Linked DNA regions of Homo sapiens: region 1 is linked to region 2. A link is an interaction called in ENCODE POLR2A ChIA-PET data of the cell type or tissue named here. Cell type or tissue: PC-3. All regions are shown on one strand. Links, peaks and the distances in the headings refer to the core of each region. The heading gives the core; the rest is flanking DNA. Region 1 overlaps EYA3 (EYA transcriptional coactivator and phosphatase 3). Region 2 holds the start of PPP1R8 (protein phosphatase 1 regulatory subunit 8).

Region 1 (15,577 bases), core at 3,178-11,177, 160 kb before region 2:
GGCTGGACTCGAACTCCAGCCTCAAGTGATCCGCCTGCCTCGGTCTTCCAAAGTGCTGGGATTACAGGTGTGAGCCACTGTGCTTGGCCAGGAGGTTTGTGTTTTTTTTTTCTCCTGAGATAATATCTCGCTCTGTCATGCAGGCTGGAGTACAGTGGCGCAAACACAGCTCACTGCAGCTTCGATCTCTTGAGCTAAAGCAATCCTCCTGCCTCAGTCCTCCAGGTATCTGGGACTACAGGCACATGCCACCATACCCGGCTAATTTTGTTTTATTTTTGTAGAGATGGGATCTCGCCATGTTGCCCAGTCTCATCTTGAAATCTGAGGCTCAAGTGATTCTCCTGCCTCAGTCTCCCAAAGTGCTGTGATTATAGGCATGAGCTTCTATACCCAGCCTCTGTTAGTATTTTCTACAGGCTTTTAGTGTCTAGTCTGGCATGCTGACATAAGCTATATAACTAAACTGATTATAAAAATATATAAAATTAAAAAAATTATATATATATTTATAAAATAAGACCAGGCGTGGTGGCTCTCATCTGTAATCCCAAAATGTGTATAAAAATTTTATATATTGGCCAGGCATGGTGGCTCACGCCTGTAATCCCAGCACTTTGGGAGGCCAAGGCGGGTGGATCACCTGAGGCCAGGAATTCGAGACCAGCCTGGCCAACAGGGTGAAACCCCATCTCTACTAAAAATACAAAAATTGCCGGGTGCGGTGGCTCACACCTGTAATCCCAGCACTTTGGGAGGCCGAGGAGGGCAGATCAGCTGAGGTCAGGAGTTCGAGACCAGCCTGACCAACATGGAGAAACCCCGTCTCTACTAAAAATACAAAATTAGCTGGGCGTGGTGGCACATGCCTATAATTCCAGCTACTAGAGAGGATGAGGCAGGAGAATCGCTTGAACCTGGGAGGCGGAGGTTGCGGTGAGCTGAGATCGCACCATTGCACTCCAGCCTGGGCAACAAGAGCGAAATTCCGTCTCAAAAAAATAAATAAAATAAAATAAAAATTCAAAAATTAGCCGGGCATGGTGGCACATGCCTGTAATCCCAGCTACTAGGGAGGCTGAGGCAGGAGGATCACTTGAACCTGGGAGGTGGAGGTTGCAGTGAGCCGAGATCGCGCCGCAGCACTCCAGCCTGGGTGACAGAGCGAGACTTTTTTTTTTTTTTTTTTGAGACAGAGTCTCGCTCTGTCACCCAGGCTGGGGTGCCATGGTGCGATCTCTGCTCACTGCAAGCTCCACCTCCCAGGTTCACGCTATTCTCCTGCCTCAGTCCCCTGAGTGGCTGGGACTACAGGTGCCCGTCACCATGCCCAGCTAATTTTTAGTAGAGATGGGGATTCACCACGTTAGCCAGGATGGTCTTGATCCCCTGACCTCATGATCCACCTGCCTTGGCCTCCCAAAGTGCTGCGATTACAGGCGTGAGCCACTGCGCCTGGCAAAAAAAAATTTTATATATTTACATATACACATAATATTATTTCATGAAAAACAGTTTTTTACATTATAAACAAACACTAAGCTTCATGGTGAAATTTTTGGCTTTGACATTTAAGTTCACCTTTGAGCTGAAGAAGATATAATGGGAAGAGCACAGGACTGGGAGTCAGAAGACCTGAACGTGAAAATACAATGTATATATCTTGTATCATATATATTATTATATAAAATATATATTAAAATAATGTAATAAGTATATTCATATAATATGTGAATATATTTACATAGTGATATAGTTTATATAAATTATATATTACTGTGTATATATAATGTATATATCTTATATAAATATATACAGTGATATAGATATGTGTATAAATACACAAACACACGTACACACTTTGAGACAGAGTCTCACTCTGTCACGCAGGCTGGAGTGCAGTGGTGCAGTCTCAGCTTACTGCAACCTCTGTTTCCTGGGTTCAAGTGATTCTCCCACCTCAGCCTTCCAAGTACCTGGGACTGCAGGTGTGCACCACCATGCCCAGCTATTTCTGTGTTTACTTTTGTAGAGACATGGTTTCACCATGTTGCCCAGGCTAGTCTCAAACTCCTGGGCTCGAGCAGTCCACCTGCCTTGGACTCCCAAAGTGCTAGGATTACAGGCGTGAGCCACTGTACCCGGCCAAATTTTATTTTTTGTGGAGACGGGGGTCTTGCTTTGTTGCCCCAGCTAGTCTAGAATTCCTAGCCTTAAGCAATCTTCCCGCCTCAGCCTCCCAAAGTGCTGAGATGACAGGTGTGAGCTAGCTACCTTGCCTGGTCAGCATTGTATCTTTTTAAAAACATATTTTCTGGCCAGGTGCGGTGGCTCACACCTGTAATCCCAGCACTTTGGGAGGCCGACGGGGGTGGATCACAAGGTTAGGAGATCAAGACCATCCTGGCTAACATAGTGAAACCCTGTCTCTACTAAAAATACAAAAAATTAGCCAGGCGTGGTGGCGGATGCCTGTAGTCCCAGCTACTCGGGAGGCTGAGGCAGGAGAATGGCATGAACCTGGGAGGCAGAACTTGCAGTGAGCCAAGATTGCACCACTGCACTCCAGCCTGGGCGACAGAGTGAGACTCCGTCTCAAAAAAAAAGAAAAAAAAAATCATATTTTCTGTCCTCATTTATCTTTATGAAACTACTAATTTCTAGAAACTAAAGTCCTGAAATTTTTAACTGTCCATATCTTCTCTATTTTACAATCCTGGATTCTCATAACTGTGAATGAAATTGCATCAATGATAGTTTGAAGCACAGTTGGGAGCTCGTGTGTTTTGGCCTTGACCTAAAATAATTTTGAAATTTGAAGATTAGAACCAGGACTGTGACTACCAAGTCAAGCTGATTTTTTCTTATTGTCTTCTAGGACCCAACAGTAGTGATTGGCTCAGGTTTAACAATGGAAGAAATGATTTTTGAAGTGGCTGATACTCATCTATTTTTCAATGACTTAGAGGTAAGCATTTTAAATTGTTTCTGTGCTTCACTGAGACACTTCATTCAATAACTATTTAGAGCTTTTGCTTATTATATTAGAAGATATGTGTTTAGATAGGGTGGATATGGAGAGGCCAGCTGGCCACTAAGGCATACATACATAGTCTTAGAGAAATAGTACTTGTGGTTGGGTCACCACAGTTTTGGTTCTGACATTCAATTTTATTGGCTCAAAAATTTGATTTTTGTTAGTTTATTTGGAGGTGATCTAGCACTAGGGGAAAGGCCAACCCATCAGGCAAAACACTGACATATAAACCAATATTCTAACTTAATAATCTATATTAAATAATATATATAAAGTGAGTTTGATTATTTGTACTCTCAATTATGTTTTGACTTTTCTTCCATTTTACATTCTTAAAGGATAGTCTCCTGATTTGTCGAATCTATAAATGGTTACTCTAACCCATCATATTTTATACATATTTGTTGTTCATATGTAGGTTAACCTTGATATTCAGAATAATTTTATAGTTAGGTGCCAGAAAAACCAGGAAACACTAAGAGCTTCATGGTGAAATTTTTTGGCTTTGACATTTGAGTTCACCTTTAAGGTGAACATGGTGTAGCAGAAGGAGCACAGGACAGGGAGTCAGAAGACCAGAATGTGAATCTCACATAGGGAAAGTTATGTTCCCATTCTGGGCCTCAGTTATGCAGTCATCCTACACAGGAAACTACCAACACTGATTACCATCTATGGAGAGGGATGAGTTGCCAGGACACAAAGGTGGGAGGGAGCACACTTTTCACTTCATGTCCTTTGAATTTTGAGCTGTGTAGTACATGTTTTACCTAGTTTTAAAAATAGTGAAAATTTTAAAGTAAAGTAATATAGGATTTTATAGGCTGGGCGTGGTGGCTCATGCCTGTAATCCCAAAACTTTGGGAGGCCGAGGCGGGCAGATCACTTGAGGTCAGGAGTTCGAGACCAGCCTGAGCACCATGGTGAAACCCCGTCTCTACCAAAAATACAAAAATTAGCCGGGCATGGTGGCGCACACCTGTAATCCCAGCTACTCAGGAGGCTGAGGCAGGAGAATTGCTTGAACCCAGAAGGGGAAGGTTGCAGTGAGCAAAGATTGCACTACTGCACTCCAGCCTGGGCAGCAGAGAGAGACTCTGTCTTTAAAATAAAAAATAAAAAGATAGTATTTTATAAACACAAAGTAATCATTTTTTTAATCTTTTTTTTTTTTTTAGTAATAGAGATGGGGTTTCACTGTATTGCCCAGGCTGGTCTCAAACTCCTGAGCTCAAGTGATCCTCCCACCTTGGCCTCCCAAAGTACTGGGATTACCGGCGTGAGCACTGCACCCAGCCAACACAAAGTAATCCCATCTCTTTTAAAATAAACGTCTGTTCTACTCAACAGACAATTCTTCAATAAATTAATAGTGCCCCGAGCTCCAGTACTTTTGTCTAAACTCCATAATGCTTTAATCTTCCCTCAACTTCATATGTTGATAAATTAGGACATCATAGTTTTTATTCAGCAAACATTTATTGAAAACCTACTACATGCCAATAATTATTGCCAATTGTATTTGTAATGATTTTCTAGACATAGTCCTCACTCAGGAACTGAAAGTTCTGTGAAGAATTTGACCTGAATGTGTTCCTGCCCCCCAGGTCAGTGCTTCTCAACTTTAGGGGGCATAAGAATCACCTGGGGAGCTTCTTAAAAGTGGAGATTCTAGGACTTCACTCTCAGAAATTCTGATTCAAGTAGGTCTGGGATGGACCCAAGAATATGCATTTTTAAAAAACTTCCCCAGAGGATTCTGATGCAGGTACCCTAAGTGGTATCAGAGGAGTACATCCATCAGTTAGGTAGTGGGCGGCATTTTATGTCAGTAGTAGCATGGGCTTGGTGGAAAGAACCTTGGATTAGAAGCGGGGGAAAAAAAGAAGCAGAAAACCTGGGTTATTTCTAGTCTCTTTCTGCCACTCACTAATTGTATGACTTTGAGAAAATCATTTCACCTCACTTTTAAAACATGAGGAGATTGATTTAGATGACCTCTTCTAACTCCTGACTTTGAAGTTAGAAATTTCAGTCATTCTCGGTTTTGATACCACACTACCAGCGTCTGTTTTGTCTATAAAAATTTATTGGGCACAACCTACGTAAGGATACTGGACTAGATCAGAGAGATGCAAAGGAGATGTGAGATGTGGCTCCTGCCCCAAGAGACCTGCATTGTAATAGGACTTACAGTCTGGTGTAGGACATAAGAACATTTGAAGTGTAAGGGAGCTTGTGCTTATTCCCATGAGCTGTTGGAGAAATGAAATATTGAGATAGGAGTAGAAACAAGGGATGGGATAGTTACAGAACTCATGAAGACTGGGATGTGAATCAGGTCTTAAGAGGAATTGGACAGCAAGGGGTGTGAGAGTGATCACCCACACATAAGAGATTCCATAAGGCATTTCATTATCCTGCCACTGTATATGGTCTTTTTATAGTATGTCATGATGGTAATATCACTTCTACTCCCTGGACTGAAGTAATATGTTTTGTCTTTTAACAGGAGTGTGACCAGGTACATGTGGAAGATGTGGCTTCTGATGACAATGGCCAAGACTTGAGGTGATAAACATAATGATTCTTGAACACCAGTACACCTGTTATGTGCAAGATCTGTCTGTCTAGGTTTGGAGGAAAACAAAGATAAATAGAATATATCTCTGAAAGAGCTCACAACCTGTTAGAGGACATAGAAACAAACATAGTTAACCGTGATGTATAGTGTGAGAAGGTGACAATAGAAAATGCCGTGGAGCACGAGAAGAAAGAATTCTGTTGGGATAGGGAGTGGGTAGTGCCAACACTGGAGAGGTTTCTCAGTGGAGTAGCATTAAAGCAGAACATTAAAGAATGGGTAGCAAGCCAGGCACAGTGGCTCACACCTGTAATTGCAGCATCTTAGAAGCGCGAGGCAGGAGGATCACTTGAGTCTTGGAGTTCAAGACCAGCCTGGACAACACAGGGAGATCCCATCTCTGTAAGGTAGTCTTCCACATTTTATTATAGTGAAAGTTAAACCAAGGAGATCTCAGTGGCAAAATGCTTGCTCAGGCTCCTCATTCCTCTTTGTTCTGGCCCACTAGCCTTAGCTAAGAAAGATCCAAAAATTTATCTAGCTTAAAGACTTATAAGAAAAAAACCTGTCACATCTTTTCATATTAGTTTGTTTGAATGTTTATCCCTTTTTATAAGTAAAATGTTCTTCCCAGTAACTACCCCAAAATTCAGTGTTCTATCCACCAGTTCTCAAATACGGAGTAGAACTGGACATACCACCTTAATAAGGACCTAGTCAGGTAGAGCTGAGAATATTGGAAGGTTTCACTTTCAGGTACAGCATCCAGTTGTACATGTTGTGGTGTCACATGGTCATGGAGGGCACAATTCTTATGACACTTTACTGTTCTTTTCAGGGAAAAGTCTGGTCTGAAGAGTTTATATTCTGCTCTGAACCCCAGTTGTTTTTTTTCCTCTTATACGTGTGGCTAACCAGTAATTACTTATCATGTCTTAGCAGCTATATTTTCTTAAGCACAGAATCTCACTCTTAGCATATTGGGATCTATTTTAACTTTTGATTGAACCAAGTTGTTCAGTCATTTTTAGATCTTTACTTATGAAATATTAATCCTTCCTAGTTTGTATAATTGTATTATCTGTTGCTATGCAACAAATTACTCCAGAGTTTAGTACCTTAAAACAGTTAAATGGCCAGATGCAGTGGCTTACGCCTGTAATCCCAGCACTTCAGGAGGCCAGTGCGGGCCAATCACTTGAGGTCAGGAGTTCGAGACTAGCCTGGCTAACATGGCGAAACCCCGTCTCTACTAAAAATACAAAAATTAGCCAGGCGTGGTGGCATGCGCCTGTAGTCCCAGCTACTTGGGAGGCTGAGGCAGGAGAATTGCTTGAAACCGGGAGGCAGAAGTTGTAGTGAGCCGAGATCACGCCCCTGCACTCCAACCTGGGTGACAGAGTGAGACTCCGTCTTAAAAAACAAACAAATAATGAAACATTTATCCTCTCACAGCTTCTGTAGGTGAGGAACTTAAAAGTGACCTAGCTAGTTTTTCTTTTTAAGAAATACTTAATATTTTTTATTTTATTTTAATTTATTCATTTTATTAATATTTACTCAATTTCTTTGTTCATTTTTATTTTTTATTTTTGGCTGGAGTGCAATGGCACCATCTCGGCTCATTGTAACCCCTGTCCCTGGCCTCCCTCAAGCAATCCTCCCACCCCAGCCCCCAAAATAGCTAGGACCATAGGCGCATGCCACCACTCCTGGCTAATTTTTTGTATTTTTAGTAGAGGCAAGAGTGCCATGTTGCCCACACTTGTCTCGAACTCCTGAGCTTAAGCAATCTACCCACCTCAGCCCCTCAAAGTGCTGGGATTACAGGTGTGAGCAACTACACCCAGCTTGTACTCATTGTCTTTTTTTTTTTTTTTTTTTTCCTTTTAAGATAGGGTCTCGCTCTGGCACCCAGGCTGGAGTGCAGTGTTGTGATCATATATGGCTTGCTGTAGCTTCACCCTCCCAGGCTTAAATGATCCTCCCACCCCAGCCTTCTGAGTAGCTGGGCCCACAGGCGCATGCCACCATACCCAGCTAATATTTCCATTTTTTTTTTTTTTAGAGATGGGGGTCTCCCTGTGTTGCCCAGGCTGGTCTCGAACTCCTGGACCCAAGTGATCCCCCCTCATTGGCCTCCCAAAGTGCTGGGATTATAGACATGAGCCACCACACCCAGCCTACTTAAAGGATTTTAAATCTAGAAAATCTATTGTTAATTTATTTTTTCACTGTTACAAATTTTATTTTGTCAAGGTAAAATATACATATACATATAGAATTTACCATCTTTATCATTTTTTAAGTGTACAGAAGTGGTTCCTTTTTTTTTTTTTTCCAAAGAGACGGGGCCTGCTCTGTTGCCCAGGCTAAGGTGCAATGGTGCAATCATAGTTCCCAATAGCCTCCTGGGCTCAAGTGGTCCTCTCACTTCAGCCTCGTAAGTAGCTAGGATAACAGGTACACACCACCATACCTGACTAATTAAAAAATTTTTTTCTTAGAGATGGGATCTTGCTATGTTGCCCAGGCTGGTCTCAAACTCCTGGCCTCAAGCAATCCTCCCATTTCAGCCTCCCAAATAGTTGGAATTACAGGCACCAGCCACTGCACCTGGCCAGGGGTAGTTCTTTTCCCCCCGCAAGCTGAAGTGCAGTGGCGTGATCTTGGCTCATTGCAACCTCTGCCTTCCAATCTCAAGCGATTCTCCTTCCTCAGTCTCCCGAGTAGCTGGGACTACAGGCATGCGCCACCACACCCAGCTAATTTTTGTATTTTTTGTAAAGACAGGGTTTCACCATGTTGGCCGAGGCGGGACCTCAGGAGATCCACCCGCCTCGGCCTCCCAAAGTGCTGGGATTATAGGCATGAGCCACTGCATTCAGCCCCAGAGGTAGTTCTCAATTAGAGTTTCTGGGGTTGAAATCAAGATGTTGGCTAGAGCTCTAATCATCTGAAAGCTTAACTGGAGCTGGAGAATGTGCTTCCAATCTCTGACATGTGGCTGATGACAGAAGGCTTTAGTTCCTCATTACACATACCTCTCCATGGGGCTGCTTGAATGTTCTCACGTGACAGCTGGCTTCTTCCAGAGCAAGTGCTCCAAGAGAGAGCAGAAGAAGCCTAGTCTCTGAAGCCTAACACTATCAGTTTTATCACTTTCTATTTATATTTTAAGTATAGTCCATACCCAAGGGGAGCAGAATTAGAAGAGAGGAATATCAAAGAATTTGTAGATATATTTTGAAGCTACCACAGTGACCTATGAACATAAACCAGCCAGCAGATCACTTAAGGAAATATCTGCCATTATCTTACCATTGTTAGCATTTTAGCCTATTTCCTTTCATTATTTTTTCATGTTTCTCCTTTTTACATAGTTGCAATCACTGTGTGTGTAAGTGTACTCACAAAATTTTATATTCTGCTTTTTTCACTGTGTGGTTATTTTCTGTCATTAGTGAAAAAGATGCCTTATCCCAAGTCAACCTCTAAGGAATGCTGGTGCTTGAATTGTTTCTACCTTTCATTCCCTCTCTCATTTCAGTCCTTTCTTTGATAGAAGTAATAAGTGTGAGATAGAGAACTAATGAAAGATAGACTCTGACATACAGAGATTAAGGAAGAAGATCCTTAAAGCCATTGGCCTTATTTATCAGATACCAAGAACCCAACCAAATAGCACTCAAACAAAAACTTTATGCTGTATAAATTTTAATTTTTATTATCTTCTCTCCTTGCAGCAACTACAGTTTCTCAACAGATGGTTTCAGTGGCTCAGGAGGTAGTGGCAGCCATGGTTCATCTGTGGGTGTTCAGGGAGGTGTGGACTGGATGAGGAAACTAGCTTTCCGCTACCGGAAAGTGAGAGAAATCTATGATAAGCATAAAAGCAACGTGGGTGGTAAGTGTGGCATATAACCAGTCTGATTCTCTGTTTCTTCCTGGTTTCCTCCTTTTCTTTCCAGGGATTCCTTAGATTCCCCATGACAACTGCTTATAAATTATGCCACAGTTATATGTTAAACTCTGTATTTAAAAAAATAGAGGTTTGGTTGAAACCTTTTGGGAGGAAGCTCTATATTTCTAACGGGCTTCTCTAAGCATAATTTTGGAAAGTTCTCTTGTTGTCTTTGGACAAATGCCTTTTTAAAGGAAACATGTTCTGTAGATTATGTTTGATGACATGTATCACAACTGCTGTCAACGCTAGTTAATAGGGTGCCACATTTTTTTTTTTGGCTGGTTTATATAACTATCAGGACAAGTTAAGTAGAACTAGCTAGTAACTTTTCGTGGACAGAAATCTAGGTCCAGGATTGTAGGTTGGTAGTATCAATGTGTTGTGATTTAAAGAATCTTGGAAATTCTTTCTGACCAGAAATATTTCAAATGCCAGATGCCACTAAGCCTAAAATTCTATTATTTAGAATTAATTAATCATAGATTGTTTGAATTAAAAGAGACAGAAGTCTAATCTGAATTCCTCATTTTACAGTTGAGAAAAGTGATGTCCATCATAGGGGTAGTGGGGGCAGCTTATTCATGGTCACATTGCAAATTTGTAACCATACCATGTTTGAAATTCACATTCCCTAACTTTTTGGTCCAGTGCACTTTCATGCAGCTCCTTTTATAGTGAGGTACTCTTTTGAGAAAATATTTAAAACTGTAAACCATCACCATCAAAGATACAAATACATACAAAATGTTGCTCAAAGATTCAGGGATTACATAGCCTGCCTAGAGCAGGGGTCCCCAATTCCCGGGCCTCAGACTGATACCAGTCAGCGGCCTGTTAGCAACCAGGCAGCACAGCCACATAGCAGGAAGTGAGCAGGCCGGCAAGTGAGTATTACTGCCTGAGCTCCACTTCCTGTCAGATCAGTGGCGGCATTAGATTCTCATAGGAGTACAAACCCTATTGTGAACTGCACATGCAAGGGATCTAGTTGCATGTTCCTTATGAAAATCTAACTAATGCCTGATGATCTGAGGTGGAACAATTTCATCTCGAAACCTCTCGCCCCCCACCCAGGTCCATGGAAAAATTGTCCTCTACGAAACTGGTCCCTGGTGCTGAAAAGGTTGAGGACTGCTGGCCTAGAGGTATTTTACTCAAGGTCAAGAGCCCTTGTACTATACTATGCTGCCTTACAATATGGCGCAGAAAGTAGGAACAAGACTTTACAGATCAATTTGGTTCATTTCAGTTACAGCTCTCTAATACCAGATAAAAATCATGGGCTTCCAGACTTCAGGAATCTAATTTACTTTTTTCAGATTCCCCTTTTTGTTGCTTATTTCTTCTCATGATTCAAAGCCAGTATTTTTTATTTTGGTAACTCCACATCTTTTTGCATTTTCTTTCTCACAAACATTAGCCTTTCTTTTGTTAGTTTTCATATACAGCCTGAGTCTCTTTATCTTTTCCCTGCCCAATGCCTGGACCTGGTTTCCTGAACAAAGCGATGTAACCCTGTGTGAGAATCCTCTGAGCCTACTTTGGAGAATAGATTAAAATTAATGGCCAGCTGTATGTTTTGTACAATATGAATTGATGAAAGCGCCACATCATGTATTAGTTGAGTATATCATATATAGGTACTGGTTTTGTTGTCGTTTTGTTTTATCCAAAATGTTAAGAGTCATCTAATTCTAGGCTTACATTGTGGAACCATCAATCTGAAAACAAATTATACTCCAGTTCTCCTCCTCACAAAAATGCCATCTGCTTTTATGGAGTATTACTAATAGAATACAGGATTTTTTTTTAACCTTCACTGTAGAAAATTCAGATCCAGATTTACTGCTTGAATATTTTAACTGAAGTGTCTGAGAGCAGGCTCCCATCATATGAGCTCTCTTTTGTGCTTAGATATCTAGTCTTGGGTAGTGTTTTAGTGTCTTATCAGTTGGAGTTGTTTCAGAAGTACAGTATGGAGAATTAGTCATTCAACCTGGAATTTCATGTCAACATGTTCTGAAGCAAGTGGACAAGTAGTCACCATGGAAGTTCTGTGGAGTAGTGGAAAGACTTCTTAAGACCAAAAGCTGCAAACTTACTGTGTAATCTTAGGGCCCTTTTTTTCATTGGGTTTCGTTTCTTTACAGAGAGATTAGAAATGCTAAGGACTCTTCTAGCTGTAACACTAATTTTTCGCACTTTGGTTCTTGATGTCATGTTCTAAGCAGTGCAATTCAAAGTGTGGTCAACCAGTCTGCAAAAGATATGCTATTGGTTGGTGATGAAAGAAGGAGCTTGCACCAGAATCTAAATTATTTCTGTCAGCTGATTTTATTGTTGTTATTGTGTCCCCGTAACAAGATTTTTCTAAAAATTTATCTTTGCCTGAACATCCCCAAAACACTGTGATAAAGAAAGTAAAAATGGCATTCTGGGTAGCACTACTCTAAGGTTTCTCCAAGAAGAGAAATTAAAAAAAAAAAAAATGCCAGGCACGGTGGCTCACACCTGTAATCCCAGCAGTTTGGGAGGCCAAGGTGGGTGGATCATGAGATCAGGAGTTCAAGACCAGCCTGGCCAATATGATGAAACCCCATCTCTACTAAAAATACAAAAATTAGCTGGGTGTGGTGGCAGCTGCCTATAATCCCAGCTACTCAGGAGGCTGAAGCAGAGAATTGCTTGAACCTGGGAGGCGGAGGTTGCAGTAAGCTGAGATTGCACCACTACACTACAGCCTGGGCGACAGAGCAAGACTCCATCTCAGAAAAAAAAAAAAAAAAAGGACAACTGGTCTTATCTTGACACCAAGAACCACACTTCCAAATCCTTGTTCACTCACGCCAACACTGGCCTCCCGACAAATTAGGAGATGTTCAAGGAGAAACACGAGGTTGCCATGCTAGGGGCACCCCATAGCTCTGCTCCCTTGATGTCCTCTGTGATCCACATCTGCAGTGAGACCTCCATGCCCAAACCCTGTTCAAAATGCTCTTCATAAACTAGTGCTTCCTGGGCTTCATAGCATTAGTGTACTGCATGAAGTCTAGGGACAGGAAGATGGTGGGTGATGTGACCGGGGCGCAGGCCTGTGCCTCCACCACCAAGTGCTTGAACATCTGTACCCTGTTCCTCGACATCCCTGTGGTCATTGCACTCATCATGCTTTTCACCACTAGCTCAGTGATAATCTTCCAAGCAATTTCTCAGAAGATAAAGGATCTCCAAGGCCAGTAGTAGAGCCCATGTACTCCACTGCTGACCCTGCACCCTGGGGCTGTTGGTCCTGCCCTTTTGACCCCACCCCTATATACAGCAGTTTATATTCACCTGTCTACAATGGAATTCAATAAAGCACATGTGTTCATGGGAAAAAAATACGTATATGTATATATATATATATAAACATACTCAGTAGAATATTTCAGTGACTCACACTTTTTAAATTGAATTTAGAAGTTGCTTTCTCACTGTCAGCAAATATATGTTGTCAAATGATAAATGTGTCTGCTTTTATTCCTAAAGGTCTCCTCAGTCCCCAGAGGAAGGAAGCACTGCAGAGATTAAGAGCAGAAATTGAAGTTTTAACAGATTCCTGGTTAGGAACTGCATTAAAGTCCTTACTTCTCATCCAGTCCAGGTATGGAAATGGTTCTTTTAGGTCTCATCCTCTCAGCGACATATTCTTCTACTCCAGTTCAGGATAAGCCATTCTCTAAAATAGGGTTTGGGATAGGGGTAGAGAGGAGTTTAAATGATGTAGGGAAGTATTTGTGTTAGGTGAGAAGCAAGGTCATTTTATGTTAACAGCACAACTTCTAGTTTTAAGAGAATATTTATATATGAAATCCTTTTTCTTTCTCCTTACTTTTTGCTCACGAAATTAAAACTCAGTAACCCATAATCTCTTGTCCATAAGTTGGACCTGGTGACGTCAAAGAATACATGGAGGAGATGTTATTACAATGTCCTAGGTACAGGAAGCTCCAAGAAATGTATCCAAACCCACTAAAGAAGGCAAGATTCAAAAGAAAAAGGGTACATTAAGCAGATTAAGGAGATTTCAACGTGAAGCTTAGACTGGGAAATAAATGCACCAGTCTGTGTCTGCACCAATACCCTATTACTCCCTCCCGCAAAGCAGTAATTCCAGATCCACAACGTAGTAAACAGTAAAGCTGACACCAAGGAGTGGATATCTGGTGAAGGTAAAGGACATATAAAATTAATGTGTATTCTAGAATCTATGTTGCTATTGTGTGAAGAGCAAAGCGAACACAAATCATATCTCATTTATGGACTGACTTGCATTCAGATGAAAGAGTACAGCTCAGAGCTTTTTGTTGTTTGTTTTCTAAAATATGCTATCAGTGACATGGGTTGGTGGTATTTATCAAGTACTTGTGACTAGAATGGTCAGAGGGGAAAGAAGGCAAGAACTAAGTTGTTGCTGTGTGTCCACTAAGATAACAAAAATGAGTAGAATCTCTGCCCTTTAATATAGAAAGTAAATGAACATGAAATAATGAGTAGTAGCTGAACATTGGCTCTGAACAGTATAATACCAGGTCCTTTAAAGTTAATTTTTAATAATTAAATTCTAAAGAGTTGGCACATACGAATTCTTGCTCCCAGGTTGGTTTAGTTTCACCTTTTCTTTTCCCTTTTACTCCCTTATAGAAAGAATTGTGTGAATGTTCTGATCACTACCACCCAGCTGGTTCCAGCCCTGGCCAAGGTTCTCCTATATGGACTAGGAGAAATATTTCCTATTGAGAACATCTATAGTGCTACCAAAATTGGTATGGTTTCTATGCTGTTTCTTGTCACTGGCCTTGCAATAAAACTTTCTACTCATGATGCACCTATTATTTTCTAGCCCCTCTTGTTAGACACTTTATTTGTAATACCTACAGTCCTCACAACAGTCTTCTAATATTTTCAGTAATGCAATTGAGGCTTAGTAGTTATATAGCTTGCTCAGGTTCTCACAGCTAGTAAGTTACATAAGCATGCTCTTTGATAATATTTGAAAGAACATAATATCTAGCTTAGAAATCTAGTTTTGCCTCATTTCAAGTTTCTCTTTTTCACAGAGAGTATGTAGTATAATAGAAAAAGCACTAGGTTAAAAATCAAGCTTCTAAACTATATACCTAAAAATGGTGGCCAGACAAGATGAATCATACCTGTATTACCACCACTTTGGGAGGCTGAGACGGGAGGATCACTTGAGGCCAGGAGTTCAACACCAGCCTGAGCCACATGGCAGACCTCCGTCTCTACAAAAAAGTTTTTTTAATTAGCTGGGTGTGGTGGCACGCAGCTGTAGTCCTAACTACTTGGAAGGTTAAGGTGGGAGGGTCACTTGAGCCAGAAGTTCAATGCTGCAGTGAGCTATGTGATCTTGCCACTGTGCTATAATCTAGGTGACAGAATGAGACCCTATGTCTTAAATAAAATAACAGGTATTGACCAAAAAATTAGCTGGGTATGATGGCAGGCGCCTGTAGTCCCAGCTACTTGGGAGGCTGAGGCAGGAGAATGGCATGAACCTGGGAGGCGGAGCTTGCAGTAAGCTGAGATCGCGCCACTGCACTCCAGCCTGGGTGACAGAGCGAGACTCCGTCTCTAAATAAATAAATAAAAGGTATTGACAAGGATGTGGAGAAATTGGAACCTTTGTGCACTGTTGGTAAGATTATAAAATGATGCAACTGTTGATAGACACGGTGGTGCATACCTGTAGTCCCAGGTATTTGGGAGGCTGAGTCAGGAGGATCACTTGAGCCCAGGAGTTTGAGTTCAGCCTGGGTAATCTTCTGCGTAAATATCTGAGAGAATTGGGTCTCAGGTTCTTGAAATATATCCAAATATCCAAAAGCAGGGTCTCAAAGAGATACCTGCACACTCATGTTTATAGCAGCATTATTGACAATAGTTCAGAGCTTAGAAGCAGCTCAAATGTCAAATGTGGATGAATGGA
Region 2 (15,577 bases), core at 2,662-10,661:
GAGACTAAGTCTCGCTCTGTCGCCCAGTCTGGAGTGCAGTGGTGCGATCTCGGCTCACTGCAACCTCCGCCTCCCGGGTTCAAGAGATTCTCCTGTCTCAGCCTCCCAAATAGCTGGGATTACAGGCGCCCGCCACCACGCCCAGCTAATTTTTTGTATTTTTAGTAGGGGTTTCACCGTGTTAGCCAGGATGGTTTCGTTCTCCTGACCTCGTGATCTGCCCTCCTCAGCCTCCCAAAGTGCTGGGATTACAAGCATGAGCCAACCGCTGCGCCCGGCCCAACTTTTCTTAATTCTATTAGATATAAGTGGCCTGCCCTCAAGACAGTAACAACTCTTTTTTTTTTTTGAGACGAGTCTCTGTCACCCAGGCTGGAGTGCAGTGGCGTGATCTCGGCTCACTACAAGCTCTGCCTCCCGGGTTCACACCATTCTCCTGCCTCAGCCTCCCGAGTAGCTGGGACTACAGGCGTGTGCCACCACGCCCAGCTAATTTTTTGTATTTTTAGAAGAGACAGGGTTTCACCGTGTTAGCCAGGATGGTCTTGATCTCCTGACCTCATGATCCACCCGCCTCAGACTCCCAAAGTGCTGGGATTACAGGGGTGAGCCACCGTGCCTGGCCTGAGATCAACAATTGTATGAAGAGTGGCTGTCTTCTGAAAAAAGGTTCTGTTGGATCTTAATTTTAGATCAATTAGGAAACAAGAAGCACAATGCATGTCTATAAGGTAACAAGATTGCTTTTAGCCTAGTGAAACCGAAAAAAATTGTAATAAGATTGCTTCTCAGAAAATAAACATTCAAATGTATATTTGGGAAAGGAATGAAGTGTAAACACCTATTTCTATTCTAATCATGCTGCCATAGTCCCAAAGTATTTTTGTTTGTTTTTGAGACAGTCTCAAAACAAACAAGTTTCACCATGTTGCCCAGGCTGGTCTCGAACTCCTCACCTCAGGTGAATGGCCAGCCTCAACCTCCCAAAGTGCTGGGATTACCGGTGTTAGCCACCGTGCTAGACCTGAGCTAAATTTAGCTTTATAAAAAACTTGCTGGCCGGGTGCGGTGGCTCAAACCTGTAATCCCAGCACTTTGGGAGGCCGAGGCAGGCGGATCACAAGGTCAGGAGATCAAAACCATCCTGGCTAACACAGTGAAACCCCGTCTCTACTAAAAATACAAAAAAAAAATTAGCCGGGCGTGGTGGCAGGTGCCTGTAGTCCCAGCTACTCGGGAGGCTGAGGCAGGAGAATGGCATGAGCCCGGGAGGCAGAGCTTGCAGTGAGCCGAGATCGGCCACTGCACTCCAGCCTGGGCGACAGAGCAAGACTCTATCTCGAAAACAAAAACAAACAAAAAAATAAAAATAAAAAACTTGCTATACCTGTCCTTATATTTCTTTTAATCCTGGATCAGTAAAGCCTTTGCCACAGATCGGTTATAAACTGGACTGTTATAGATGAAGGACTCTAGATGAATTATTGCTAAAGCTTCTTCCAGTGCTAGTGGTCTAGTAATCCAGTGGGAGCACTTGAGGAATAACTCTCATTTGGGTATGTTGTGTTTTTCCTTTAAACATGAGGTCTCATTAAACGCTAGTTCACATTTCACACTATAGTCCTAAAATCCCTGAGAAAATATAGCATAAAGCTGAGTAGAGTATAGTCAAGTTAGTACCCGGCTGGGAATCAAGAAGCTTATATTTCATTCCTGGCTAAGTCCTTTAACTCACAATGGGCTGCTATTATCCCCTTACAAAACCAAAAGATACACCTCATGCAAGCACAATTTCAGCACTGATTACAGTAACAACTGCTAGGCGCTTCTATGCCACACACTATGCTATGAGTTTTACATTATATCATTTCATCCTCACAACCACCCTATGAGGTGGGTAATACTATTCTCTTCCTATTTTTATAAATGACAAAATTGAGGCATAAAGAAATTAACATACTCAAGTTCACACAGTTAGATACTTGTGGGCCGGGTTAGAAATTCAGATTTGTCTGGCTTCAGAGTCTAAGCTGTTTTAACCACATTATATATTTTCTTCATTCTACTTACATCAAAAAATGCACCATATGGCAAGGAATATTTTAAGGAGAGAATAAGTACTGTGGGTCACACTCTTTTCCTTAAACAATCACTTAGCCAGTTTCTTTCAAGCTCAGCCTTAAGGTTCAATTAATTCAGGCTAGCTTGGATATGTGGGTCACCTCTGGGAAACCCTATCTGGCAGTGCCCATCTGCTGCTGGAAGAGCTTGTTCTGGGCCCACACTACTATGGAGAACCAAGATTCAACAACAGCCTGACAGCTCAGTCAGTCACCTTCATGTCTGCTTTGACCCAAGGTTTTTAAGACTTGAGTTAAAAATAAGACATTATTTCAGGATTAAGAGAGAGCCCAGAAATTTCAACAACTTGTTCTCTCTAGGTAATAGTTATTTGGGCTGAATCTCATTGCACTTCTCATTCATATTTATATGCACATGGATTATGCTGTCACAAACTTAAATTTGCTAACCACAGTGCTCACAGATTGTGCTGAAGGAACATGAAAGACCACCAGCTCTTGGGTTCTAAAATAACAATGACTAAATTTCTATGAATCTAGGGTGCCAAAAGACATACTAGAGATTTAGGGATTTCTTTGAGAGGAAAAAAAAAGAGTGCCTCCAAATTAAATGTACACATTCAGTATTAAAGGCACCCCAATTACAGAAATGTTAAAATGAATGAATTTTTTTTTTGAGATGGAGTCTTGCTTTGTTGCCTAGGCTGCAGTGCAGTGGTGCAATCTCCACTCACTGCAAACTCTGCCTCCTGGGTTCAAGCGATTCTCCTGCCTCAGCCTCCCAAGTAGCTGGGATTATAGGGGTGTGCCACTGCACCTGGCTAATTTTTTTACTTTTAGTAGAGACGGGGTTTTGCCATGCTGGCCAGCCTGGTCTTGAACTCCTGACCTCAGGTGATCTGCCCGCCTCGGCCTCCCAAAGTGCTGGGAGGCCAGGTGTGAGCCGCCACCGCACCTGGCCAAAATGTATGGAATTTTAACAGAAAACAGTATGTCTTAGAACCAAGGAAATGTGTTAGATGTTGAACAATGTGCTGCTTCTGTCCAAGTGAATGAAATAATGCACTGGCTTTCAACAGTCACTAAAGCCGTAGCTTCTTGACTAGCTATGGCCAGTACTGCTATCCAGTTGTGCCTCTGAGTTATAACTCAGAGTGTATCTTTACACACTGGGCTTAAAAGACTCATGGCTTTTGTTTTAATATTGCACTTCTTAAACCCAGCTATCACAACACATCACAAGCCTTTGACACAAGGCTAGGATATAGACAGCTCGGTTAGTATCAAGTGCTGATCAAGTTTAAATCTAAAAATAAGCACATCTCAGGTCTACGCCTCTCAAGAATACAGTGATGTCTAAGGATTGTAACTTGACAACTTTGTGGCAACTCAGCACACTTAACAACATCGAAAGAGAACGTTATCAGCTAATAGACACCAATGATCAGAGGAGTGTCTGGCAAGTTAGAGTGTTTTGAAAATGTAATACCAATTATTCCACAAAGGAATGTGATGTTATCATTAAGACTAGGCAACCCTGTCTGTTTCTTCCTGTTGCAAACTAAAGATTTGCTAAATTCTAGTAATAAAACAGATCCCTATATGTCTTCAAGCTTTGTGCTATTCAGCAACAAATATTTTGTAACTGTGGAACAATCTATAGCAAAAAAGGTTTTACAGATATTTTAGCTAAATTATTTCTTTGAATAATCTTGAGGTTTTAAATCTTTAAGAGAGAAGAACCCATGACAAAGGGGCTCTCTGTGACTGGCTGAGTCCATGATGTATTCATAACAGGAGAAATCATTAAAACTCGTGCATGCCTTAATACTTTGCAAAATACCTGGTTATCTCTACAACATCTCAAAAGTGACAACAATATATTTACAGAGTAACCTTCAAAAGATCTCAGATAGCTTTTCAATCTAGCAACCGTGGAACTGCAACATTTTTATTAAATACCAAAAAACCACAATGAAAAAACTGCATTCAATAATGGGGCCTTGAACCTAAATTCTAGCTGAGCAAGCAAATATAAAATTGGTCTAATATGGGAGACTCACAGCTACATGGTCATAGTGGGCTTAATATCCATCTCTTGGTAAATAAATAATACCGTAAGGATTATAAAAAATTTACGCAAACTAATAGCTAATAAAAACTCATGTTCTCTTGAACTCCTATGTGGTGTTCTCTCTAGAGGCTTGTATAAAAGCTGGAATTCTGCTAAACTTTTATAGTACTTAATTCAAATATAATTATGTAATTTTTTGGTGTGATTCTGTCTCTCCCACTGGATGACTTGAGGACAGAAATTATGTTGGTTTTGCTTACTGCTGCAATCTGTATGCCAAGCACAGTAACTGGCACATAGTAAACACTCAATACATGTTTTGAAAGAATCAATTAATGAATTTCACCACAATTCCATTATCTTTTTGAGTAAATGTCTTAGTTTACCATACTTCTTATAAGGAGTTGGGCCTGAATGTCTTAAAATTAACTTAGAAGTTAAACTCAATATATATCATTCACTTTCTTCAGTTACTGCATACCTTGCACGGTTTACACAACTCCATGTACTCAGGGAGAGGGAATTAACCAAGCTAACAGGGCTTCCAGTTTGACTGGGGCCCACAGGACCCATGACCTATTAAAACCCTTCATTTGAGAGAAGTCACAAAAAATTGAGTGTCTGTGGTAGACATAAGCTTTAAATGTGTGATGTCACCATGTGCTTTTAACAGAAAAAAAAAATCAGGATGAAAGAAAGTAGCATTGCTGGAAAACAAAGCACAGGAGAGGGGGTGGAAAAGTGAGTCACTGGCAAAAATCTTTAGTGTGGCAGCCAAAAAAGTAAGACATGTATTTCCATACCTCAATTAGTTTGTCTCCTTTGACTACATCCAGATGTAAACCGGGAGGGGGCTTACCTGCCCTGAAAAATAAAAATAGAAAAAAGCATTTTCAGGATGGGTTTATAAATGCTATTTACAACCATTGTCCCATTCAACATTGCAGCTCTCCTACCAGCCTATAATTAGTTCATGTTCAAGCAGAAATGTCATCCACTTCACTGTTATTACAGCTCCATTCTACGTTTGACACTTACTTCCCTAGTGATTCAATTGCTCTGCAACAGATTTTAGTAGATCTGTATTTAGAGCAGCACCAAGAAACCTATATTTTAACACTGGATCTTCACCTCAGAGAAAGAACTGCATAGAGAGTGCAAGTACGATAGCTGGGGTGGTCTAGTCACCTGGAGTTTGAATCTGAAATCCACCCCTACTCCAATATCATATAAAGACCGAATAAATTAGTTGCTGTTTGGGGCTCATCAAGATTAGTCTCATCACAGAGTAAGCAAAGAGTACTGTCCTGAGCTCTGAAACCAAATCAGAGGTGCATAATTAGGGAACTAGGGCAATTCAAAATCATGCCCCATGAAACCAGGTACCAAATGAATATGTTACCCTTGAAACAGGTCTTTCTACAACAGCATGATTAGGGGACGTTTCCTCTATATCCTACAGCCATACCATTCAAGGGAGACTCATATGTCAAAGCACCTAACGGTGCCTGGTACCTACCAGATCCTAAGGAAAGGGTAGGTGATCTCAAAAACAGTGCTTTCTAACTATGTTTGCTATCTCGGCCCAAATTTGAAATCAATACAGCGAGGGATCAAAATGGATACAGAATTTGTAGACTGAAGCAACTACTACAAAAGTGCAAAGCGATCCAGAAAATAGCCACACATTTGCTTGCTTTTTGGGTTTGCTAATTTGAAGTTAGAAAAAAGAACCACCTCACTAGAACCTTTAGATTTGCACATGAAAAAACGTATCCTTGTCTAGCTAACTGAAGATTCAACACAGTCATCTCACAATCCTGCCCCAACCCCTCCTCTATGGAAAGGACAATGCACCGGACAAAAGGCCATTTTGTCCAGGAAAAAGGAGGAATGTTACATCCAAAACATACTTTCTGAATTCCTACTATGTGCCTGACTCAGGCCTAGGAGCTGGGAATACAAAGATGCAGTCTTTGCCCTTGAGGATGGCAATACAACGGGAGACAGAGACAAGCAACAAACAATACACTGCGATGAGCTACAGCAGAAAAAAACTCTTAATTCAGAAGCGTTTCCTTGTAAGGTAATTCATATTTATTCAACTTGTACCCTACTCAAAGACCAAATTAAATTATTTCATTATTCCCAAGAACTTTCGAAGGGATAAAAAGGGTTCATGCCAACCATTACTAATGCCTACTAGTGCCACAGACTGGGAGCTCCCTGAGGGCAGGGATGGCGCTAACCTACCCTCGTATTCTCTGTGGCAGACAGACAAGTGCCGCACGAGGGATGCAGCAACCACAGAGGGATGCGGGGCTTGGAGGTAGGGTTGGGGCCGGGGCTGGCTCGAGCGCGCTCGGGACGTACAGGAAGGGGCCAGATGCGATGCTCCACGAGAGCACCAGGCACTCAGTCAAGAGTTGGGCGTAAGTTCGGGCCAAGGCCTCGAAGCGCTCCGGCGACTGGCTAATCGCTCAAAGGGGCTGCCTAAGTGAGCGCCTTTGAGCCCCCAACCCCGGGTTTCTTCAGTTCCTGGGCCTGGGCTCCAGGCTCTCGGTTCTTCAACACGTCGCCCGGCCCGGTGCAGCAAACAGTTTTTCCTCAACCATTCCGGGGTTTCTGAGCCGTTCGGCTCGCAGCAGAAAAGTAAAAAAAGAGCCGCCCTTCCAGCCCAGGCTAGCTCCGGCCGGGCCACTCTAGCCCTGGCCGCCCCGCCACTCACCAGGTTGGGCAGTCGAACAGCGGGAGGCTAGAGCCGGAGTTCGCGGCTGCCGCCATCTTGCGTCTCCCCCTCCCATTTGGCGCGCCCTAAGCACGCCGGGAAACTGGAAGACCGAGAAGGGAAAAGCGGCATCCCAGCAGCCTGTGCGTACGCACGCTCACGCACGCCCGTACGGGGGGCGGTGCTTCTAGTGGGGACAGAGGAGCTTTTGGGATTTTTTTTTTTTCAGCGTTTGTGCGAGTTGGCCGTCTCTGGAAGTCTCCAGTGGTTAGGGTTTTCCTTGGCCAGGAGGTGTCAAAGGAAAAGGGGCTTTGTAGGGAGGGGAGTCAGTCTTTCCCTACGTCCTCCTGCAAACGCTTCTTGGCTCTAAAATCTTGGGACTAAGCCGTGCGCGATGGCTCACGTCTGTAATCCCAGCACTTTCGGAGGCTGAGGCGGGCGGATCACTTGAGGTCGGGAGTTTGAGACCAGCCTGACCAACATGGTGAAACCCCGTCTCTACTAAAAATACAAAAATTAGTCGAGTGTAGTGGCACATGCCTGTAATCCCAGCTACTTGGGAGGCTAAGGCAGGAGAATCGCTTGCACTCGGGAGGCAGAGGTTGCAGTGAGCCGAGATCGCGCCATTGCACTCCAGCCTGGGCAACAGAGCGAGACTCCGTCTCAAAAAAAAAAAAAAAAAAAGTAAAGAAAGAAAAAATCTGGGGACTACATCCTCCTCCAGAGTTTAGGTTAAGACCGTCAGCCTTTTGCCCTCAAAGCGGAGAAGCTAAAGGGCAAAACTCGGAGATTGGAGTGATTATTGTTTCTCTTCAGCCCTTCTCCAAAAAGTGGCACCCTACTCACTTTTTTCTAATTCACGTTTAGGCCTGTAGATTGTCAGGGAATCTGCATTAGGGGTCACCTAGTCTGTTTATGAAAACTCTGGACAAGCAGGAGCCAGGAGCAGGTCCAGTCAGAAAGCAGGGGTCCAAATCATCACTGTGCTTGGCTCAAATGGTTAATTTTTTTAAAAAGGATTTTTTGCTTTTGGTTATAGGGCAAGGAAGCATAAGGATTGCTCGCTTGCCCTAGATCACCAGCTGGTTTTAAGAGACCATTAGCAGGGCCTCTGGTTTTTTATTTTTTATTTTTTTATTGATCATTCTTGGGTGTTTCTCGCAGAGGGGGATTTGGCAGGGTCATAGGACAATAGTGGAGGGAAGGTCAGCAGATAAACAAGTGAACAAAGGTCTCTGGTTTTCCTAGGCAGAGGACCCTGTGGCCTTCCGCAGTGTTTGTGTCCCTGGGTACTTGAGATTAGGGAGTGGTGATGACTCTTAATGAGCATGCTGCCTTCAAGCATCTGTTTAACAAAGCACATCTTGCACTGCCCTTTATCCATTTAACCCTGAGTGGAGAGAGCACAGGGTTGGGGGTAAGGTCATAGATCAACAGGATCCCAAGGCAGAAGAATTTTTCTTAGTACAGAACAAAATGAAAAGTCTCCCATGTCTACTTCTTTGTACACAGACACAGCAACCATCCGATTTCTCAATCTTTTCCCCACCTTTCCCCCTTTTCTATTCCACAAAACCGCCATTGTCATCATGGCCCGTTCTCAATGAGCTGTTGGGTACACCTCCCAGATGGGGTGGTGGCCGGGCAGAGGGGCTCCTCACTTCCCAGTAGGGGCGGCCGGGCAGAGGCGCCCCTCACCTCCTGGATGGGGCGGCTGGCCGGGCGGGGGCTGACCCCCCCCCCACCTCCCTCCTGGACGGGAGGGCCTCTGGTTTTAATGGCATTGTCTGTTCAGCAGTTACCTGGGCAAGTATGTATTTTATATGGATCATCTCACTTAATCCTGACAATACTCTTGAGTTAGGTATTATTATAATTCCAGAGGAGAGGCTTAGAGAGATTGAGTTACCCAGCTTCACCCTAGAACAAGTGGAGTGGGATCAAAAACCTAAACCTATATGATGCCGAAGGCCATGCTCATGAGTCACTATTCTCTCTTACACTTTGATGTTGGTATAATTATATTTATTATTAGCATGCAACTGATGCCCCTCTTTTTCACTTTTGTAGACGCGTTGGGAGGATTATCTGACCAGTTTTTCCTTTTTTAAATAAATCAATTGCTAAGTTCCTGTTCATCCAGAAAGAGGCACTGCTCAGCAAGTTGAGGAATCTATGATGAAAGTAGTTCTTTTCTTGCTTCCATGCTACTGGTTCTGTAGAAAATCAGCCTATTCAAAAGATTTTTGCCCTTGATGAAGTCTCCAGCCCTCAAGATTTAACTGCAATATAACTTAGAAGGAGTGAGAAGATCAAAAAAGTAACTGCAATATAACATTAACTTGGATTTTAAGATTATCAACTCTTAGGTAGACTGGAGAAACACCTTTTCCTCTGGCCTTTAAAGCACAATAAACTTATCCAGCAAGGATGGCGACTAATCAGATCACTTATCAAATGGCCTGTTAATATCCTCCTTTTCAGCCTTGTGATTCCAAAGTAAGACTAGGCTGATTGGAAAAATTCAAATTCTAAACTTGGTTTCAAGAAAACAGAAATAATCCTATGTCCCTCTCTTCTGAATACAGGGCATGATTTTTTAGAAGGAATTAGTCCCAAAAGTTTTTGAGTCTAACAGAAAAGAAGAAGATACTTTTACCTACAGAAATTGTGTGGGCCTTTGAGGTTCTATGCTCCTTTTAGGCATAACATGGTGTTGAAGCCATTTGCAGTTAGCAGTGACCTGATAGTATCTTATGGCAACTTTGTATTTCAACTTCTCAGCTTGTGTGATCCTTCTATTGCTGACTATAGACCCAGGAAACCTAAAAGCTACATCTTACCTTTCTAATTCTTTACTCCTTGGCCATGTTCTGTTTCTAGCACAGTAGATATTCACACGTGGCACCTTATGCTTACCTAGGCCCTCATAAAGCAAAATGCTCTTTGTTTGGGCACCAATGATGTCAGTATAGACCAGCAAACTAGAGGGCAGCAATCTAGGTCCTTAACCTTTTAAAATAGACTGATGTACTAGCTGCCTTTGGATTTTGGTATCTCAATAAAGAGATTAGTATGTTGGCCTTTGATAGATTTCCTTAGAATAAGATCTAAAGACATTAGAAGAATATTGAGGTCAGAAAACTTTAAAAAGTTTTTAAATTATTATGTTTTGAGACGAATCTTATTCTGTCACCTAGGCTGGAGGGCAGTGGCAGGATTTCGGCTCACTGCAGCCTCCACCTCCCAGGTCCAAGCAATTCTCCTGTCTCACCTTCCCAAGTAGCTGGGATTACAGGCATGTGCCACCATACACGGGGTTGCACCATGTTGGTGAGGCTGGTCTCGAACTCCCGACTTCAGGTGATCCGCCTGCCTCAGCTTCCCAAAGTGCTGGGATTACAGGTGTGAGCCACTGTGCCCTGCCAGAAAAAGTCTTGCTTTTGTCTCCCAGGCTGGAGTGCAATGGTGTGATTTCAGCTTACTGCAACCTCCACCCGCCAGGTTCAAGTGATTCTCCTGCCTCAGCCTCCCGAGTAGCTGGGATTACAGGCACACACCACCACACCTGACTGATTTTTGTATTCTTATTATTTTATCATTTTTTTCTTTCTGAGATGGAGTTTCGCTCTTGTCGCCCAGGCTGGAGTGCAATGACACAAACTTGTCTCACTGCAACCTCCACCTCTCGGGTTTAAGCGATTCTCCTGCCTCAGCCTCCCGAGTAACTCGGATTCCAGGTGCCCGCTACCATGCCCAGCTAATTTTTCTATTTTTAGTAGAGACAGGGTTTCATCATGTTGGCCAGGCTGGTCTCAAACTCCTGACCTCAGATGATCCACCTGCCTCAGCCTCCCAAAGTGCTAGGATTATGCTGGGATTACAGGCACGAACCACCATATCCGGCCTAGTTTTTGTATTGTTAGTAGAGACAGGGTTTCACCACCTTGGCCAGGCTGGTCTCGAACTCCTGACCTCAGGTGATCCACCCGCCTCTGTCTCCCAAAGTGCTAGGATTACAGGCATGAGTCACTGTGCCCGGCCCTAACTATGCTTTGAAAAGCGGGGAAGCAGCAGGTGATTCCCAGACTTAGGGAACAGGATGGACTGAGATCTGAGGTGGGCTCTGGTCTGCAATTAGTGACCAAAAGCAAAAGCTGAGTTCCCATGACTGAGGACAGTCTCTGAATAGAAAAAAAAAAAACAAAAACACTTAATAGAGGTGGCTCAGAATGTTTTACTTTGCATAGACTGAACAGTAATTTCATTTTGATATTTTGCACTGCGGTGGGTGAACCCTCCCATCCCTACCCCTTAGCAAAACACACACACACACACACACACACACACACACACACACACACTCCCCTGGGAGTATCTGTCTAGCATCTAGCAAGTTCTTATTCTGGAACATTCCCAGATTAAGTAGCCACAGTAACATTTCTACTTTACCTTATACCTTATACAGTATCATAGTTTTTTATTTTTCTTTTTTCTTTTTTTTTTTTTTTTTTTTTTTGAGACAGAGCCTCTGTTGCCCAGGCTGGAGTGCAGTGGTGCTATCTTGGCTCAATGCAACCCCCCACCTCCTGGGTTCAAGCAAAGCTCATGCCTCAGCCTCCTGAGTAGCTGAGATTACAGGCGTGCGCCACCATGCCTGGCTAATTTTTATAATTTTAGTAGAGGCAGAGTTTCACCATGTTGTCCAGGCTGGTCTTGAACTCCTGGCCTCAAGTGATCCACCCGCCTCGGCCTCTCAAAGTGCTGGGATTATAGCCGTGAGCCACTGCGCCCAGCCCATAGTTTTATTAATAACTCATTGGAAGAGAGAATGCTAGATCTACCCAGTACTGCTAGGATATTTCATAAAGGAAGTAGAAAAGGGGATGATGGCTCACGCCTGTAATCCCAGCACTTTGGGAAGCCGAGGCAGGTGGATCACGAGGCCAGGAGATCAAGACCATCCTAACAAACACGGTGAAACCCTGCCTCTACTAAAAATACAAAAAATTAGCTGGGCATGGTGGCGGACGCCTGTAGTCCCAGCTACTCGGGAGGCTGAGGCAGGAGAATGGCGTGAACCCAGGAGGTGGAGCTTGCAGTGAGCCGAGTCACGCCACTGCACTCCAGCTTGGGCAACAGAGCGAGACTCCATCTCAAAAAAAAAAAAAAAAAAAAAAAAAAAAAGAAAAGGAGATGAGAAAATGAAAGGAAGATAGAGGTAAAAATACAATTTGTATGTTCACACTAAACTGCCGTGGGTCCTTATAATCAGAAAATTTCGTAGCTGGAAAAGAGCTACCAAGAAAACTTGGGGCCTAAAGGTTAAGTTACTTTTTCTTTTTTCCCCCGAGACAAGAGTCTTGCTCTGTTGCCCAGACCTAGAGTGCAGTGGCATGATCTTGGCTTACTGCAACCTCCACCTCCTGGGTTCAAGCAATTCTCTTGCCTCAGCCTCCCAAGTAGCTGGGATTACAGGTGTGTGCCACTATGCCTGGCTAATTTTTGTATTTTTAGTAGAGATGGGGTTTCACCATGTTGGCCAGACTGGTCTTTAACTTCTGACCTCGTGATCCACCCGCCTCAGCCTCCCAAAGTGCTGGGATTACAGGCATGAGCCACCGCGCCCAGCCATAAGTGACTTTTTCAAATACCCTCAGCAAGTTAACGGCACAGCTAAGGTCTTTTGTACCCCAGTCTAGTTTCTGACATCCAAACCAATGCTTCTCAACCACAGTTACAGGTAAGAATTACCTGGGGCCTTTAAAAATCCCTATGCCCAAGCTATATATACTCCAGACTAAATTAAAATCTTGGAGTTGTGGGACTGAGGTATCAGTATTTATTTTTTATTTTTTAGCAAGAAGAGGAGCACAGAGAATATTTTTTTAAAAATATAGAGCACTTCGGCCAGGCGCCAGTGGCTCAGGCCTGTAATTGCAGCACTTTGGGAAGCCGAGGTGGGCGGATCACTTGAGGTCAGGAGTTCCAGACCAGCCTGGCTAACATGGTACAACCCCATCTCTACTAAAAATATATTTTAAAAAATGAGTCAGGCATTGTGGTGAGCACCTGTAATCCCAGATACTTGGGAGGCTGAAGCATGAGAATTGCTTGAACCCAGGAGGTGGAGGTTGCAGTGAGCTGAGATTGTGCCACGGCACTCCAGCCTGGGCGACAGCGTGAAACCCTGTCTCAAAAAAAAAAAAAAAAAAAAAAGTATATATATACATACACACAGAGAGAGAGACAGAGAGAGAGAATTCATGAATTTGCAAGTCATCCTGGTGCAGGGGCCATGCTAATCTTCTCTCTATTGTTCCCATTTTATATACGTGCTGCCAAAGTGGGCACTGTATTTTTTTAGTTTCTAATGTGAAGCCATGTTAAAAACTGCTGTCCTAGATTGTGATGCTCCCAATGATAATCAAGGCACAGATAAGGAGAATTCTGTGAATAGGTTTATTAAGACCACCTAGGAGAACCTCTTTGGCAACTACCACAAATTCTAGGCCATTTAAAATCCAGGCCAAGTTCATATTTGCTCTCCATGATCACCATTACAACAACCACAGGTCACACAGTATTACAGAACAAAAGCATGGTCACTTTATTTTACCCAAATGCAAATCGTTTTTCACAACCAAGACTTTTTTCTTTCCTACAATGTTACAAATGATGTATCCAAGTCCGACTGTAATTTGGAGTTAAACAGGGATCATAGAACCAAGGAATTATCTCTGAAGCTGCTCTTTGGGCCACTGTGCCACCCCAACAGCTCTATCCTGTTGTTCTTTTTTTTAATTAAAAAATCATTAAAAAAAAAATGGAGATGGGGTCTTGCTATACTGCCCAGGCTGATCTTGAACTCTTGGGCTCAGACGTACCGATATACTGATCCTCCCGCCTCAGCCTTCCAAAGTGTTGGGATTACAAGTGTGAGCCATTGCACTCAGCCATCTCTACACACTGTTTTTCAAGGAAAGGCAGCTACACCTATTCCGTCTCCAAACCAACCCTCACCTGGTGTCCAGTTTTCTTGGAAGTCTCAATTTTTCTCATGACAGCACATTACCTAATACCTACCACATTAGGATGTTAACTCATAAAAACATACTACAAAAGCTTTAAAAAACATTTATTTGTATTAAGTAAGTGCAACAGTGCAAAGAAACTTATGCATTTGGGCCCTTGCTTCCCTACTGTTCACATTAGTTTAGTTTAGAAGATTAAGTATAATAACAGAAGGAGAACAGAAGAAATGAATATAAATATACTCAGGGTAGCCAAATCCTCTAATTCACTAAAGGATGAACCAAAGTTGTTGGCCAGATTCACATTTATGTGGGAGCCTAAACAAATTATGTTCCCTTTAACTGTTCTAGGCCTGTGGAAAAGGGAAGTGGACAACATTTATATTACAAGACAGTAATTTTATTGAAACATCTTTTTTTGTCTAAAACTATGCATGGAGATATTAATCTCTTGTTTATAAATTAGGTTAAGTCTAACATCACTATTTGAAACCAGTGTTATTTACAAAAATGAACCTCTTCTTTGCTTTATTGTTGGTTTACAGGAATAATTTTAAACCAACCTCAATCTATCTTTAAAAATCTTCCTGCCTTCAAATGCCCAGCAACCCTTATAAGGTAGGGGGCAGCCCTTTGACAGCAACATTCATCATTCACCAGGAATGTAGAACCACAAGTGAACAACAACAACAACAACAACAAGATTAAATCATTCCCAACAATTCCTATTTGCTTTTCCAAAGCATGCTATGTCTAATTCTGCCTTTCTATGCAGACAGGTGGGAGAGGGAGCCCATAGAGTATATTAATGTTAATTAAATTAACTTCCTTTAAAAGCTAACAGGATGGCTTAGTGTGGATGAGGATGAACTGCTGTGGATGACACTAGCAGATAATGAAGTAAACTTTAAACCCAGATTAGTAACATGTACTCCAGTAACTGACCAGCTCAGATAGAGACTTCTCATTTACTCTGGATCACATGTACAATATTTTACCTTCCAATTAAATATAGTGCCAAAATCTTTCAAAATAGATAGAGAATAGGCTTCTTAGAAATTCAAATAAAAATGTTAAATAATAAAAACTGGTGGCCTATTATAGAGTTTCTGACAGACTCCAATATACTGGGTACCAGAAAGTAACTCTATCTCAGATGCTAGTAAAAAGGTAAATTTTGTATATACATAAAAGACAATATTACGAGACTGTAGTGTCATTTGTCAAAACAAGAATATCTAGAATGGAATTTTCAGTAAACACTTGGGATGAAGGGCAATCAGAATACAAGAGGAAGCAAAATCCACATAAGTTAATTCCTAATTTGAGAAATCAATAGAATCAATAAATTGATAATTACTGTCTCCATAGGTCACGAATTCCAAAGACTAGTTAGTAGTTAGTTTCTAACTAAATGATTACAGGACGTTCTGATATATGCTGTCTTCTTGTGATCAGTTTGTTCTGGCAAGACTTCAACAAGCACTTGCCCTTGAAAACAGCTCAGCGGGAGAACGATCGGAGGCAATCACTTCGTTTTATAAACTAGCCAGATAATAAGTCCCAAGATTAGAATAATCACTGACAGGACAAGCACCAGGATACACATCTTCTTGCGAGATTTTTTCTGAGGAAAGAAATATGTAAACAAGATACTCAT

What was found. Peaks named below come from ENCODE experiments on the same cell type or tissue, not always from the same donor. Only the 100,000 strongest peaks of a DNase experiment are listed, where the experiment ranks them.
Region 1: POLR2A ChIA-PET joins it to region 2 with 12 read pairs; 9 of 35 experiments call an interaction of 5 or more read pairs at or near these places.

What each region holds. Positions count from the first base shown.
Region 1 is chr1:27,987,351-28,002,927 of GRCh38, reverse strand. It overlaps EYA3 (EYA transcriptional coactivator and phosphatase 3), which reads left to right. Exons shown (of 18, transcript NM_001990.4): 12 at 2,879-2,968; 13 at 5,550-5,608; 14 at 9,368-9,528; 15 at 13,117-13,231; 16 at 14,272-14,393. Among named protein-coding and RNA genes, the nearest start is that of XKR8, 35 kb to the right of the region's middle. In PC-3, for the core only: no CTCF peak of the experiment used is centred there; no DNase peak of the experiment used is centred there.
Region 2 is chr1:27,822,198-27,837,774 of GRCh38, reverse strand. It overlaps PPP1R8 (protein phosphatase 1 regulatory subunit 8), which reads right to left and starts at 6,993. Exons shown (of 7, transcript NM_014110.5): 1 at 6,884-6,993; 2 at 4,959-5,019. The coding sequence starts at 6,939. It overlaps LOC124903885 (a long non-coding RNA gene), which reads left to right and starts at 5,992. Exons shown (of 2, transcript XR_007065562.1): 1 at 5,992-7,026; 2 at 8,954-9,964. STX12 (syntaxin 12) reads right to left here. Exons shown (of 9, transcript NM_177424.3): 9 at 13,332-15,544. The coding sequence ends at 15,446. It also overlaps the pseudogene RNU6-1245P and SCARNA1. RefSeq lists enhancers at 5,944-6,728, 6,686-6,855, 6,729-7,514 and a silencer at 6,986-7,065. In PC-3, for the core only: no CTCF peak of the experiment used is centred there; a DNase peak (open chromatin) is centred at 7,034; H3K4me3 peaks cover 3,358 bases; H3K27ac peaks cover 749 bases.